Regions from separate parts of the Homo sapiens genome. Here region 1 is linked to region 2. Evidence: chromatin loops called from intact Hi-C (ENCODE). Cell type or tissue: gastrocnemius medialis. All regions are shown on one strand. Each heading gives the region's core, and the rest is flanking DNA. Links, peaks and the distances in the headings are about the cores only.

Region 1 (8,345 bases), core at 237-8,236, 55 kb after region 2:
AGCCGAGATCCCGCCACTGCACTCCAGCCTGGGCGACAGAGCGAGACTCCGTCTCAAAAAAAAAAAAAAAAAAAAAAAAAGATGCTGCAATGAATTTCTTTCTTTATTTCATTTGCTTGCTTATTATTCTTATTCCTTCTACATAAAACGAACAAACAAAACAAAACAAAAGCACAAGCTCTGGTGGCAAATAGACACGGATGTGAAACCCAATTTCACCACTGCTAGCTTTATGATCGTGAAAAATTAGTCTTTTAGTTTCAGTTTCTTACCTATAATACTTACATCCATATCATAGGATTGTCAAAGAATTAACTGGTACATATCAAGGCCTCCTGGTACATAGTAGGATGTTGGTAAATATGAAACCTATTAAATCTCTTTTTTCTCTTACCCCTTTCTCATAACTCCCATTATTACAGCCTCAAAATGCTTACCACCTGATTATTCAGTACACGAGCTGCTTCTCATATTTTCTTTTTATCTTGGTATTCTACAGTTTCACAATGATATAGTTAGGTATAGATTTGTTCTATAGATTTATTCATCCTGTTTGGGCTTCTGCAAGCATCCTGATTTTGTAGGTTGGTGTCTTTTATTAGATCAGCCATTATCTTTTTAGAAACTGCTGCTGTCTATTGTCTCTGTCTTCTGCAACACTGATTAGATTTATGTTAGTGACTCTTCATACTAGTCTCCAAGTCTCTTAACCTCTCCTTTATTCTTTCCTTTTCTTTTCTTTTATTCATTGAACTTCATTTTGGATAGTATCTTCAGAGCTACTATATTCTTTTGTGAGCTGTGTCTAATCCACTATTCAATCCATACATGTATTGTGTGTGTGTGCATGTGTGTGTGTATGTATGTGTGTGTGTGTGTGTGTGTATGTATCTATCTATCTATCTATCTATCTATCTATCTATATATATATATATATATATATATATATGCAATGAGCTGCTCATTTTGGGAGGGCTCTGTTAATGAAAACTCTTTAAGACCTGGGGAAAAGATGGGTTCCAATAGAAGGGATTTTCATTTGTTTCTGTCACGTGTCTTTACATTATCAGCCTAAGATCACTTGAAACTAACTCTTGGCTTAAGATTTTTCAAGCCACCACAGGTAATGGTAATTCTGTCTTCAAATACATATGAAAGTTAGTTTATGGTTAGACATTCTCAGGGGATTTTTTTCTCAACTCTGCTTATTACTAAGGTTTAATACAGGCAGTTTTCCTTGAAATACCTAGAGAGGGGCAATGTGCACAGGACATGCATGTTTATTGGTAGTTCACCTTGTATATCACTAAGGATATAGTTCTCTAGTGTCTTTACTTTATAGAGGGTGTGTATCTTATTAAGCTTCCCATACTAGGCAAGCCCTAGACTTTGTTTTCCATCCCCATAAAACTGCAAAGATATACAAACTAAAGTTCAAGTTCATTCTGCGGCAGGAAATACTCTCAGAAGATGTATTCTGATATTTGGCTTACCTCTCTAGGTCCCCACCTTCATTTAATTTATAGCCTGCATGTTCTAGCTCATGGACACAATTCATTTTTTTTCAATTTGCATTTTAAGTTGTTTTAGCAATAGGCTTAGTTTGAGCACCCAATACACCAGGTTACCCTTTGTAGTTTGTGCAGTCTGATATTGGGTCAAGTTGCCGGATCACCTTGCTTGGTGATCAGCCTACTACAAAGTCACAGTATTTAAATCATTATGCTGAGATGTATATGTCAATGAGGTAGTTGCATTATCTTTCTCCACTTTTTTTCTGTAACATTGCTGTACATCATAACGTTGTAAACACTGCTGTAGAAGAAAGAGAAATAAAGAAGATAAAGTTAACAAAGAATCCAAATTTGGATCTCTTAAAGGCTGGACTGTTTTCTTTGCCTTTCCCTGATTAGGACTCTGCTGAGTTGGCCTTCACATTAGGAAAATTGATTATTTACAAATGTTTGAACATTTTCTCACTGACCCCATGGTTGGGTGTGCCTTTGGGATAACAAAAGATGAACAAGCTAAATAGATGTAATTTTATCCTTCTTTTGAAGGAAATGTTGAAAGAAAGCAATACAAAAGAGAAGTAGAAATTTATACCTGGATTTCAGCATGTGAATTTGTTTCCATACACACACTCCAGAGGCCTAAAATAGAGTCTGAGACAATTAATGCTGGAAGGGAAAAGAGATTCCCCAATTCAACCCTGTCCTCTTAGTGATGAGGAAACCAAGTCTCAGAGAAGTTACATGACTTGTTTAACATCGCAAAATAGAACCATTTTTCAGGACTGGATCTCCTGATTCCAAGGAACTGATTTCTTTCAAAGATAGCATGCTCTCATGTAAAATGCAGGTTCCATTTCACCAAAAAATAATGAATATATTTAATAAAGTTAGTAGATTTAGTAAATTTAGTTTATCTTTTGTAGTATACAGAAATTTATGTGAAATAAGAATAAAGAATTTATTGGAACTCAAAAATGAAACAAAAGCAACTGTGAAAATTAATCCTTTCCATTATGCAGTGTAGGATTAATCTTTTAACTCTCCACTATCTTAGTTGTCTTTGCCAGCTCGGTAATTAGAAAACTAAGATACATCGATGGCACTTAGGGCTGCCATAATTAGTAAAGATAAAACTTTTATTATTTACATATATTGCATTTTGAAATAAACTAAGAAATTTGTTTAGACATTTAGAAATAAATATCCTCATCAGGAATGTCTTCTCTGCCATCATCACTAATTATAAGACCCAAGTACATTATCACTAAGGAGCTATATAGCACTCTCTCAGTGAGGCTGAAGGTTGAAAGTGAACTGGAAACCTGCTAGGAGTAAACCTCAGAATTCAGTGAAATAAATGAAGTCAGAACTAGAGACAGAGAGAAGCATCAAATATCCTCTTCATTACTCATGATAAGGCAGCAGCAAATCACACTGACCTAGGAACCATGAAGTTCTCTTGGTATTAAAACCACTCACAAAAATGACCTTATCAGGACATCTCTGACAGGTCAGTGTTGATGCATCCACTAATAGCACAGGAATAACTGTTTATTCAGAGCCACATGTTTTTATTTTTATCTGATATTATGCAATTTTGAATTTCCCTCAAAGGGAGCAGTAATAACCCACACTTGAGATTATTTTTGGACACATTAGAGCTTTAACCTCCTATTTTAAAAACAGAATCCAAGATTCCAATAGATAACCCAGGCTCTCTCTTGCCAGTACATTCCAGTCTCCACAGGTTCACAGAATTTTTAGTCACCTGGGAATAATCAGATCCAGATGAGATTTTTATTTATTTTCTTTTGTTTTAAGTAAGGACACTGAAAGTTCACTTATCTAGTATAGGGTTTTGTTTCACATCTGCAAGAGATCAAAGTTAGTATGGGAAGTATCTCCGGCATGGGTAAGTTGTGAAATCAAAAGAACTGCATGTGCCAGTTGAGTTTAGTTTTTGGATAAAGTCTCATGAGCAAAAACTGAAGACAGGGTAAACATATTATATATCAATAATAAAAAATGCCCATCAACACAACATAAAAGGGGATTACTCTATAGAAATCAAACTTCATGTGGTAAAAGAAATGTTAAAATTATTAGCAAAAATTGCCAAGAGTACCTATTAAAAGAAATATCATTTCTCTCTTGACAGTCTTCTCTCCAAAATGAACTCAACAATGCAGACACTAGCAAAGAAAAAATGAACACTTCTTTAAAAATCATGCTTTAAGTTCTGGGATACATGTGCAGAACGTGCAGGTCTGTTACACAGGTATACACGCGCCATGGTGGTTTGCTGCACCCATCAACCCATCATCTACATTAGGTATTTCTCCTAATGCTATCCCTCCCCTAGCCCCCTCCCCCGACAGGCCCCTGTGTGTGATGTTCCCCTCCCTATGTCCATGTGTTCCCATTGATGAACACATTTTTAATACTATTGCCAAAGGAAAAATTTCTCTAACTTAAGCTTCGTATTTCCAAAATTTGTTTAGCAATTTTTAGGACTTTTCCTCCTGTTGGAAATTTGATGAGCATGAAGAAAAAGCTTAATGGAAGAAACAAATCCGAGGAGAGAGTTTATGGAAAATGGAGAAAGGACAATGAGAACCGACAAAGATTGAATAAGAGAGAGTAAAGAACAAGATGGTGACGTAGACTACTTATTCATTCTTTCTTTTTTCCTTTCTGCCGCAAGTATTTGTTAAGCTTTGCTAAGTGCCAGGTATTCTTCTAGGCACTGGAGATATAGCAGGGAACAAAACAAAGCACTTTCCTTTGTAAGATTTATATTTTAGTGTAGGGGCTGGCCAACTTTTTCTATAACAAGCCAAATAGTAAGTATTTTAGGCTTTGAGGGCCATGCAGTCCCCATTAGGACGTCTGAACTCTGCCATTGTAATGCAAAAGTTGTCACAGAAAGACAAACATGTGGCCATGACTGTGTTCCAATAAAACTTTATTTACTGAAACACATGACAGGCCAATTTGTCCTGTAAGCCATAGTTTGTGGAGTGCAAAGGAAAGAAGGAAGTCCAGGATGACTTCAAAGATTCTTGCTTAAGCAACTTAGTGACCATGACAATAAACAGTTTCCATGGAGCAGTACAGAGAAACTGAAGAAAGCAAGTGTAGACAAATTTTTATGTTAAAAGGGAGCAAAGAAAAGGACCACAGAAGGTGTTTTATTGTGCTTGTCTCTATTTGCAAGGTATTTTGCTTTTGTTTGATGTGAGAAAAAAAGCATAGCATGTTTCTATGATGATGGAAAAACTCCAGTAGAAAACAGGGCTGGGTGCAGTGGTTCATGCCTGTAATCCTAACACTTTGGGAGGACGAGGCAGGCGGATCACCTGAGGTCAGGAGTTCAAGACCAGCCTGGCTAACATGGTGAAATCCCTGTCTCTACTACTAAAAATACACAAATTAGCCCGGCATGGTGGTGGGCGCCTGTAGTCTCAGCTACTCGGGGGTTTGAGACAGGAGAATCACTTACCCAGTAGGCGGAGGTTGCAGCCAGGGCTACACAGCGAGACTCCATCAGGAAGAAAGAAAGAAAAGAAAGAAAGAAAGAGAGAGAGAGGAAAGAAAGAAAGAAAGAAAGAAAGAAAGAAAGAAAGAAAGAGAAAGAAAGAAAAGAAAAGAAAGAAAAAAAAGAAGGAAGGAAGGAAGAAAGGAAGGAAAAAACAACAGCAATGGAGAAAAAGAGAGGATAACTGCAGGAAGAAAGTCCATGGACCTAGAGCAGTGGCTCACACCTATAATCCTGGCGCTTTGGAAGGCCTAGGTGGCCAGACTTCTTGAACCCAGGAGTTTGAGACCAGCCTGGGCAACATAGGGAGACTCTGTCTCTACAAAAAATACAAAAATTAGCCAGGCATGGTGGCACATGCCTGTAGTCCCAGCTACTTAGGAGGCTGAGGTGGGAGGATCACTTGAGCCCAGGAGATAGTGGCTGCAGTGAGCCGTAATTGTGCCATTTCATTCCTGCCTGGGTGACAGAGTGAGACCCTGTCTCAAAAAAAAGAAAAAAAAATGGACAATTCACCTCTTGTAATAGGAAAGAGGGCAAAACATAAAGTTACAGATGCAAGTAAGTTGTCATGTATGGTTGGGGGAATGTGGATTGCTGACGGGAAGTGATGATGAGACAGAATTAAACTGACTACAGTTACCCTCTTGGTCTTTTTCTGTTTTCTACTCTCTGAAGACAATAAATATAATAACTATCATGGGCAGATAAGAACACCACAGCAGAAAATGATTTTTAGAGGAGGTGAGAGATGTCATTGGAGTGGGGGTGGGAGTACATTCCAAGAGTGACTAGTAGAGGGAGCAACCACTTTGACGAATATCATATGACCTGAGCATAAGAACGAAAATCACATTGCTGGACTGAGGGCCTGTATTCTGATGTGCAATGACTGTCATTATGTAAGGAAAGTAGGAAGTGATCAGAAGAATTTAGAAAATCTTATTAAAAGTTGAAATTATATTTAATAAGCAATATTGCTGATCCATGGGGCCCCTGTAAGGTTCTGTGAAGGGGAAGCGAAAGAAGATACTTAAGAAAGATAAAGCTTCCTATTAGTATTGGCTGTATTAAAAGACACCAACAAAGTGGTCTGTTGTTCCAGTCCAACTGGGGTCATCGCTGGCTTGTCTCAAGAAAGATATCAAAGTATAAGTCAACAAGGCTAATTTTATGTAATCACAGCTCACAGAAAAAAATTGTGATGGAAACAACTACTATACAGAAATTATATGGTAGATAGAATTAGGAATAGACAGAGAAAAACAAAGTTGACAAAAGAATCATCAATGTATAATGTAGAATTAATTTCAAAGCTCTAAAGCCCTGCAAATAAAAACATGTTTCATGAGAAATGAACTCTAGAAATCATTCATGTCCAGACAACAGTGATACCTGTGTGAGTCAGAACTAACCGTGCCTATCCTGAAATACTACATTATACCAAGTGAATGGGTAATGGTTGTAAGCTATGTTTCAAAACAAGAGGGCAGTGGGGCACATTGTCCCCATTCCTTATACCCACACCTCAACTCATGACTACCTGAAGTTCAAAGACTTCGTCCTTCAGGAACAATAAACTTTGTTTGTTTTTTGAGATGGAGTCTGGCTCTGCCACCCAGGCTGGAGTGCAGTGGCGCAATCTCGGCTCACTGCAACCTCCGCCTCCCAGGTTCAAGCGATTCTCCTGCCTCAGCCTCCTGAGTAGCTGGGATTACAGGCGCCCACCACCATGCCCAGTTAATTTTTACAATAAACTCTTAGGGCAAAATTTGTTCAAAGAAATTAGCAATCAACATGTAATCTTCGCTTTTAGATTTAACATCTCAAAATAAAACTCTGAGGCTTATATGCCAACCATCAAAACAAATCCTCATTCAAGTTGATGTATCTCGGAGCAGAGTGGTGGTCACACTCAAGGGCAAACCCATCTGGCCTTCACAAAAAGCCCATAGTTTTGAAAAGGCATCAATAAAGAAGGGGCAGATGGAGCTGCCAGCGCACACCACACTTGTATCCAGGAAGTTCCTTGCTCTCTTTTTGGCTGAGTAAATGACTCACTGTTGTAATCTTGAGTAAGTCACTTAAATTCCAAGCATTCAACTTCCTTCCATCCACTAACAATGACCTAATACTAAACATGCTTGAAAAATGATGTAAGACCATTTCCTCTCCATTACCAGCAGCTAAGAGTAACAGATGACTAAGGAAAAAAAAAAAAAGGAATGATCCATAAAGCAAAAGTAATTCACCCTTTATTATAAAACCACTCCCACTAAGTTAGGAGTATTTTTCCTAGGAATGTTTTTGAGCTATTTCAACATGGGTACTGGGATAGCTAATTCAAGAGCTAGGGTTCAGCTTTTTTCACAAAAACAGATTTTCAAACTATGATCTGTTGTCTAGGTGAGAACGAGTGTGCCAGTGTCTTTTAAAAAGTGTTTTATACTGTGTGTCCATGAACTTGTATCCTAATCTTCTAGTTTAATTCAAAAATGCTCACCAAATATAATAAAAGTTTATAGCTTTAGTTCAGAAGCAAATAGTAATTAGAAAGAATGAAGGCTTTAGCCAGTTCACTTTTGTACAATATAAAATGCAGATTAAATTTTTTTTTTTCAAAAAAACCCACAAAGGAAAAACTATAATATGGGGGTTAGGTATGTAGATTTAGCCAACACACCTAGCTTCAAATCTTGGGTCTGTTTACTAGCTCTAGGTTGAGGGAAAGCTTCTTAATTGCTCTAAGTTTTAGACTTTTCATTTGCAAAATGTGGATAGTAATGCCTGATCCATGCATATTGCTGTGAACATTAAGCAAGAAAAAATATACATATAAAAGTTATGCATAAGGTATATATGTAGCAATTAATGCAGTCTGATGCATAATTAATAATTGGGTTTTATAAGTGAGGAAAAAGTTGACCTGTGTAATACAGTAGTTTAATTTTATTCATTTAGTTTTCAGCTATTCAGAGCCTTTATTAAGTTCTTCTTTAGAAAGAAGTAATTTCTCAAATTCTTCAAAATCATCCACCAGGTTTAGAGCAGACATTACACACAATGTTTTGCTTCTCTTTGGTGACCAATGTGACTTCTACAACAAATTCTATTTCTTATCTCTGTGTTATTTCAGATATTTAAGTAATTTAATATTTCAAATATTACTTAAAACTTCCAGTTATTCTTGGGGATTATTTGCATGTCAGACATCAACATGTAGATCATTGCTTTGTTAAGTAGTATCTTGAAATCTAACTGTTTAGCAAAGTAGAAAGACCATAGGAAAAATA
Region 2 (8,345 bases), core at 34-8,033:
TTAGATCTTTGGTTTGGAGTTTTTTTTTTAATTCACACTCAGAGTCTGTTGGTTGTGGTTGGATTACTTATTACTGTTTAACAAATGGTGCAGATCATAATTCTTCACGTAAGTCCAATATGGGCTAGATTTTGAATTCTGCATTATGAAATACTCACTGAAATGTCACAACTCATTGTGGGTGGTATTACTGAAATAAACAGCAACACTAAATATATTACTTAGAACTTTTAATTTTAATTTTACATTGAATGAACTAATATGATTTCCTTTATATACAGCACTTTAGTATGAGCAAACTATTCCCTTCGTAGTGTAACATATAGCTTTCCACTTTTTGTTCCTAGTGTAAAATTAAGATTTCCCCACCTTAGAGATAGCCCCACCTTAGAGATTCTGATTTACTAGGTTTGGGTGGGACCTAGGAATTTGTTTTTGTAACATACAACCCAGGTGATTCTGATGCTAATGGGCTGTGAACTACACTTTGAATAACACTTTTCTAACATGCAAACCACTTAAATCAACTTTATTCTTTAAAACCCATAAATAGTTTTCCTGTTTATCCAGTCAGGGACAGCCAGACTTGTAAACTGCACCTGCTTCCACAGTCTTAGTGCCCCGTCTAAAAGGAACAGGCAGGCGCTGAAGCACTCATCTTGCCGATTTTATTTCAAACGTCCAGGAGATGGCAGCAAACTCTCCTTCCCTCTCAGTGCTTCACAGGCAGCCATTCTAAAGCTCGTTGCATTACAATTTGCTTTGAATATTCTTTTTTTAAAAAAGACAAAAGACTAAAGGGGGCCTTGAGACGTGATTTTTATCTGACCCCCTGCTTCTAATCAAGAATGAGTATAAATATTTCTAGGGATAGAATAGAATGATACAATTTTATTATCTAGAAAAGAGATTGAATTTCCTTGGCTATTTTTTCTTATCTCTGGGGAAAAAGATTGTATGACTTCCCTTGGCTGTTGGGCCCTAGACTCTGTTATCTCCAAATCCAAAATATTCTTACTAATAACTAGCTTAAATCTATCTGGCAGTAATCTAAACATTCTTATTTTGGGATCTAGGCTAATGGAAAATTTTGAAGCACTTTGAATGCTTATTAGCTTTTTAAAATGAAAATAAATACGATTATAAAATTTTCAAAAGAAAAAGGAAGTTCATGCACTTTATGCATCATAGGGAAAGAGCCCAATATTTTTGTTTAACTTTAACATTAATCTTGGCAAATAGAGTAGTATGTCAACAAAATGCAAAATCAGTCAGAGGCTGCTTATATGTTACAAGAGTGTACGGAACAAAGAAACAGGCAGACCCACTTGGTGACGGCTTTGATCCTAACAAGCACATTGTTTTCAAAACTTTGAGGCACTAAAGTTTATTTCTAAAACAGAAAAGATGGTGACGTGTTGGAAGTTCTGTGATGTGAAATATATGTTTGTACATTTACCAGTGGGAGGAGAAAAGACTAATGGGAGAGCTGGATATTATAAATGATGGGTTAATGCTGGAGCCTAGGTCACTGCACAGGTTTGATGCCATGTGGTCAATGAATGACTGATCTGTTCATTGTATTTTGTTTGTTTGGTTGGTTGTTTTTTTTCTTTTGTTTTTGTTTTGTTTTGTTTTGTTTTTAGACAGAGTCTCGCTCTGTCGCCCAGGCTAGAGTGCAGTGGCACCATCTCGGCTTACTGCCATGTTTTTTTTTGTTTTGTTTTTTGTTTTTGTTTTGGATAATTGCTTAAGAATTTAGACACACATACTACTAAAGGATCTCTCTTTTCCTCTCTTTCTCTCAAATGTGTATTGATGAGGGCCTATCCATTTTAGTCTCCCCAGAAGTTACTTTTTATCTTAGGCTAAGATTACATATCCATAGCAGTTAAGAGGGCTGATGTAGTATTTTAGCTAATTCATAATATTTTTGTAAATTCATCAATGCATTTGCATGAATTAATACTAAAAGTGAAAAAATTGTTTAACAATTGTAATAGTCAATAAATACCTAACATCAAATCAAAATGAAGGCAAACTTTGGGATGGGGAGAAGTCAGGAGAATACTAAAGAATGAGATCCTTTTAATAAATGTGTGGTCTACATGGCAAAATTTGCTGTAGTATTAACATACAATGTTATCTCAAGACAATTATACATTGCAGCTTCATGAATGCATTAAGAAAGCTATGCCGGCCAGGCGCAGTGGCTCACGCCTGTAATCCCAGCACTTTGGGAAGCTGAGGTGGGTGGATCACTTGAGGTCAGGAGTTTAAGACCAGCCTGGTCGACATGGTGAAACCCCACCTCTATTAAAAACACAAAAATTAGCTGGGCGTGGTGGCACATGCCTGTAATCCCAGGTACCCGGCAGGGTGAGGCAGGAGAATTACTTGAACCTGGGGAGCAGAGGTTGCAGTGAGCCCATATCGTACTGCTGCAGTCCAGCCTGGGTGACAGAGACAGACTCCGTCTCAAAAAAAAAAAAAAAAAAAAAAAAAAAGCTATGCAAATAAAAACCAGCTGTAATAGCAGCTATAGCCATGGGCAAAATTAAGTATTTGATCTCTAATTTCGTATGTCTGATAAGTAGACACACATTCCAATAACTCCCGAGACATCCTTTCAGTGATTAATGACAGACTACAACTATATCTGGAATTAGTGTTTTCAATGGAAGTAAATGCTGCTTATTCTGAAGAAATGTAACTGGGATACTTCTGATAAAAGATGTTTCCTAAGTTTCCCATTTGTATTTGAAAAGCACATGATCGTGACCATCATTGTATACTTCTCTTTAACCCATGTTTCTCCTCCAGCAAAACAATCACACATTTGAAAATCCCACATAGTTTATGGCATCTCCATGTCTCTAAAATGAAATGACATACATGAAATTATTGTGTAAATTCCCTCAAACAGGAAAGATATCATTAAATAAAACTTATCACTTGGACCAGAGATGTGATAAAGGAATTGAGCATAATTTTTTTCTATTCTGTGCTTAAGAAAACAAGCTGTTGATGCCTTTCCTGATGAAGAGCTGGATTTATGATTCCTAATTTTATTTTTATTTATTTTATTTTTGAGATGGAGTCTCACTCTGTCGCCCAGGCTGGAGTGCAGTGGCGTGATCTCAGCTCACTGCAACCTCCACCTCCCAAGTTCAAGTGATTAAGATTCCTAATTTTAAACCTCACTCTGGGGTCATGTTTTTGACCAGGAAAACATAAATATGATAGGGAGTAAATCTTACATTTCTCAAAGAACAGTAGGTTAAACAATTTCCCCAGGGCCCAGGATATTAATCAAAGGTTCCATTTAATAAGCTTAGAAACATAGTGGACAGAAAAGCAGTTACAAAGGCCAACTCAGTCATTTTCCTCATCCTGTATTCTCCACATCTTTGTGAAATTATGTTGTCACACACTGTATAGTTGCTGTGTCTTCGTCATTGCCATTAACTCGCTTTGAATTGTCAGAGATTTTTAATGTAATTAGAAGTCGTGACAGAGGATGCTTCTAAACACATCAGTGGGAAGTTTTGGGAATGTTATTGTGCAGAGGCCAAATCAAGTTTGTTACATGGTATGCACACATTTCTTAAGAATCCTTGTTGTTAACATCATAACTGATAAGATTTTTCTCTAAAAAAGCAAAAGGCATTTTAATTGGGAAATAATTTTGCTTAAGGGCTATTAGCTCCACTTCAAATAGCAGTCACATAATTATAACTGAATACAATACAAAACATGTTAGTTTTCTGTACTGATAATCATTACTCTCATAATAAATTAAGTGCTTACCATGTGCCAGGTACCAACATTTTTCTCTACAAAAACTTCCCACATGCTGGATGCAGTGGCTCACTGGAAGCAACTTGAGAGCCTGAGGTGAGAGGATGTCTTGAGCCCGGGAGGTTAAGGCTGCAATGAGCTATGATAACACCACTGCTCTCTAGCCGGGGTGATAGAGCAAGACCCTGTCTCAAAAAAACAAAAACCCAAAAAACTCCCACAAGGTCAAAAGATTGTTTATTTTAAACAAGATCAACATTCTTTGTTTATTATGAAAATTACTTGTTTCTCCATAGAAACTGACGAAGTCTGAACTTTTTATATATACTATTCACTTTTTCTACCGTGGGAATCTAAATGAATGACGTTTACTATTTAAATCTTTTGAGGAAAGAGAGAACTTCAGAAAATATTTTGAAATGTGTTTAACATTTATTTTTTATGTTTGAACCAATTAAACTAGACTTTTATGAAAATAAACTTAAATAAGGCTGTTCCTCAAGAATTATAAAAAATTAAAACAGCAATCCCAACTACTTAAATAGAACACAGTCTATATTAATACAAGTATTGTCACAGGCTCTAACTTGTAGAGTGACATACTTCTTTTTTGAGAATAAAGAAAGGTAAGAGGGTAAAAATTGCTGGTATAGTAGTTTTTTCTGTTAACAGAGTTAATGCCTTAACATACATTATTTAAATAAAATTTTATTACCTATAGCTTTACTTCTCCAACTTCCCTATACAAGCCAGTATGTGCTTGTATAGGGAAAATTACCAATTTAGGGTAATATTAGGGTAAATTACCTAATTTACATGCCTCACTTTCCTTATTTGCAAAATGGAGGCCATAAGGTTGTTGAGAGGATTAATTGAGGTAACAAATACAGTGTTTAGAACTGTAGCTAGTACATAGTAAAAGTTTTGTACATTTTAGTTATTATTATCATTGCTTCAAAGATGAAAGAGACAACAAAAGTATATGCACACATTCCTCCTTCATGTTGGTCTTCTCGACCTTAAACTGTGTATCATTACTTTTATTCTTTTATAACAGAAGGTTTAAAAAAAATCAAGAAGTGTATATTTTGGCCCACTTAGACCTAGCAGGAAGATGAGGTCAGTGGCAATGTTTCTGGCCAACCCAGCTGCCTGCATTCTGATGACAGGAGGGCAGCCGGGGTTGGCACAGCAGCCTCGGAGGCGTGCACTGCTAATGCCACTTCAAAGGCAAGTCTCCCTCCTATTTTTGTCCTGGGTCAGCAGCCTGCCTATGCAGTTGCCTCTTGAACAAAAGGTCCTGCCAGGTCTCTGACACCTTTAGGGCCACACAGTCTCTTCCCACAATAACAAAAATAATCACCATTTGTTGAGCTACATGGCATTCCATTTATAAACACAATCTTTACTCTGCCCATAATCTTGAAACTGTAGCCAGCAATACTCCCATCTTACAATTAAGGAAAATAAGACTGGGAGAAGTTGAATTGCGTGGATAACAAAAGACAAAGGCAGAACTTTCAGGTCAATGTGACATCCAAGTTTCCATTCCTTCCAATATAAGATGCTGGCCTCCATTGTCATTTACAAGCCTTACGCTTTCTCACAAACAGATTTCCTAGAAGCAGAAAGTAAAACTTTTTGTTTAAAAGTCTGTTGTTTTGGAAGAGAAAATTTAATCTAAAAGTTAATCTAAGATGACTGGTGAGTAACAGAACCAAGATGATATGCTACATACAAGACCCTATCTCTTATTTTGATGTCAGAGTATGTCCATTGCATTCATGAAACTATTTATTTTGTTTATTTATTTTTTTTTTAGATGAAGTTTCACTCTTGTTGCCCAGGCTAGAGTGCAATGGCACAATCTCAGCTCACTGCAACCTCTGCCTCCCGGGTTCCAGCGATTCTCTTGCTTTAGCTTCCCAAGCAGCTGAGATTACAGGCATGAGCCACCATGCCCGACTAATTTTGTATTTTTAGCAGAGACAGGGTTTCACCATGTTGGCCAGGCTGATCATGAACTCCTTACCTCAGATGATCCACCCACTCGACTTCCCAAAGTGCTGGGATTACAGGCGTAAGCCACTGTGCCCAGCCCATGAAACTATTTAAACAACATGTGATTACTTGGCCACTTTTCTATTCAAAAATATGGTTTATTAGTCCTGATTATGTGCCCTTCTTGGCAGACAGAATGATACTGTGTACTTCTGCTGAAAGAAATAGAAACTCTCTTCCATTTTCTAGATAAGAGAGTCCTAAAACAGAATTTCCAAAAACTCCAGTTAGTGGAGGTAAACTTAAAATCCTCTTTAAGAAGGCAAGTGTTAGGGAATGAGGAAAAGACTATTTTATTGAGACTAGAACAAAATGACCTTCAAAGTGTTTTTATCCTCTAACTTCAAGCTTGATTGTATCTAAACCACCTCAAGGGAGCGTTTGTTTTATATTTAAAGACCTTTAGGTAAAGGGATTCTATATCTCTATGCAGAAATTTTTTCCAGTGTTGAACTGTTTCTACTGTCAAGAAAATTTTCACTGAGGGCTCATTAGAGCTGGGAGGGACTCTAGGAGATTAGTTAGTAGAGGCTGCCATTTCCTAACACGTACTTGCAGTCTCATGATAAACGGTAAATCAACTTTCAGCTTGCTCTTCTTCAACCCTAACTAATTCCAATCTCTTTTATCGTTTTCTTCTTAGGTCTGATTTATTTAATCTTGCAAATGTATTTCAGGTTCTCTTTAGGGTTTATGCATAATTTTCTAAGACTTTTCTCAATTGTGAAATCAAAGCCGTTTGAAACTCTTAAACTTCCACTGACCTGAATGCAAATCATTTATTTGAACCTTAAAAATCTTCCACCTGTTTAGAAAAATTGGTTTGTTCATAAATATTGACTAGTCCTGTCTGTCTTGTTGAACATGACTTGGGGTGCATATTGGTTTGCATATATTGAAGGTGGTGGGGATAGTTCTGTTTGTGTCCCTTGTCACATGTAACTGATGTGTGAGAGGGGCTACATCTTGTGAACTGACGTAAAATTCTGGTGAAGATAACCACATTTTCAGTTTATGACAGCCTGATGTAGAAATTATCATTCATTCAACAAATATTTACTAAGCACCTACTATTCTGGTGCCAAGTACTGTTCTAGGGAAGCCTTAAGGAAACAAAAACCTTTACCCTTAGATGGACCTTAATTTCTAGTGGAGAGAGAAAAATAAACAAATGATTAAGTAGAATATTTATTATGTTAGATGAGTGTAAGTCTAAGGGAAGGATTAAAGCAGGGGAGAAAGGTAAGGAATTTTGAGAGAGGGAGGGAATTGCCAAGCTGAGTGATCATGTAATATTTGAGTAAGTCCTGAAGAAAACAAGGTAGGAGTCATGCTGGTACCTGGGGTGAGCAAGTACAAAAATCCAGAGGATTGGAAAGTACAAAAATCCTGAGGCATGAGTGTACCTGGTGTGTTCAAGGTTCAAGGCCAGTGTGGCTGGAGGAAAGGGAGAGGAAGAGAACATGAAGAAGATGAAGTCAGATAATGCAAGGAGCTAGTTGGCAGATTTTGTGGGGTCTTGTAGGTCAATGAAAGGACTTTGGTTTTTCCTTTTTTGAAATGAAAAGCCATGGGAAGTTTTTAAACAGTAGACTGAATAACATAATCTGACTTGAGTTTTAACTGGGTAGTTTTGGCTAGCATATTAAGAATAAACTAAAGGAAGCAAGAATGAAACTAGGGAAATCAATTAGGAGACAGTAGCAATAATCCAGGTGAGAATTTGTGATAGCTTAGTCCAGGATGCTACCAGTGGAGGTTGAGAAGACTTGGTCAGATAGTGGATGTATTTTGAAGTCAGTGCTGACAGATCAGGTGTGGAGTGTGAGATGGAGAGCAGTCAACACTGATTCCCAAAATTTCAACTTGAGCAAATGGAAAAATGGAGAATATCTGTGGTTTCTTCTATTTGTGTATCCCTTCTAGGACCTCTGCTTTTCAGAAATTCTAATCCATGATTAAAAAGGCAAAAGAAATACTTTTTATTCCTCTTCACTTTTCTTGGACCTCCCAGAATCTGTGTATGATAAAGTATATGTTTGTGATGATCATTTACTGATCATGTGTTTAAGAGAGAAAAGAGTCAAAGGAATTGAAATCATATTTATCAGTTGACGCCCCTTTCCCTACAGTGCATGTGTAAGCAGGGTTTCAGCCAAGAGAATTGTATCACTTTCAAGGTTTATGGTATAAAATAGTTTAAACTTTGACTCACGACACATACATCAGATTTATCTTCTTTGGCTTCTAGGACAGTTTACATTGCTTTAAAATTCACTTCTTTGTGCTAAGTAAACCTCAGATTACACTTTCTTTTTGCATGTCAAGTGTTCCCTGCCAGTTAAATTGGTTACTAGACAGCTAGACAGTTTAACAAGGAAGCTAACTAAGCTGTTTTATTAACAAGCTGTGTGGATAAACCAACATTTAATTGACATGAGAAGATGGTTTATGTTAAGCTGAGAAAGGCCCTCAGCTCCTCT

Evidence for each region. Peaks named below come from ENCODE experiments on the same cell type or tissue, not always from the same donor. Only the 100,000 strongest peaks of a DNase experiment are listed, where the experiment ranks them.
Region 1: it touches region 2 in a loop (6-fold over the local background); 14 of 110 quality-filtered maps call a loop at or near these places.

The regions. Positions count from the first base shown.
Region 1 is chr4:119,096,325-119,104,669 of GRCh38, forward strand. It overlaps LOC102723967 (a long non-coding RNA gene), which reads left to right and starts at 3,808. Exons shown (of 3, transcript XR_001741422.1): 1 at 3,808-3,846; 2 at 4,016-4,169. RefSeq lists an enhancer at 7,010-7,304. In gastrocnemius medialis, for the core only: no CTCF peak of the experiment used is centred there; a DNase peak (open chromatin) is centred at 7,044; H3K27ac peaks cover 6,247 bases.
Region 2 is chr4:119,041,458-119,049,802 of GRCh38, forward strand. All of the region lies in intron 4 of SYNPO2 (synaptopodin 2), which reads left to right. Among named protein-coding and RNA genes, the nearest start is that of SYNPO2-AS1, 61 kb to the left of the region's middle. In gastrocnemius medialis, for the core only: a CTCF peak has its summit at 698 (motif pointing right); DNase peaks (open chromatin) are centred at 664, 5,014 and 5,784; H3K4me3 peaks cover 557 bases; H3K27ac peaks cover 7,906 bases.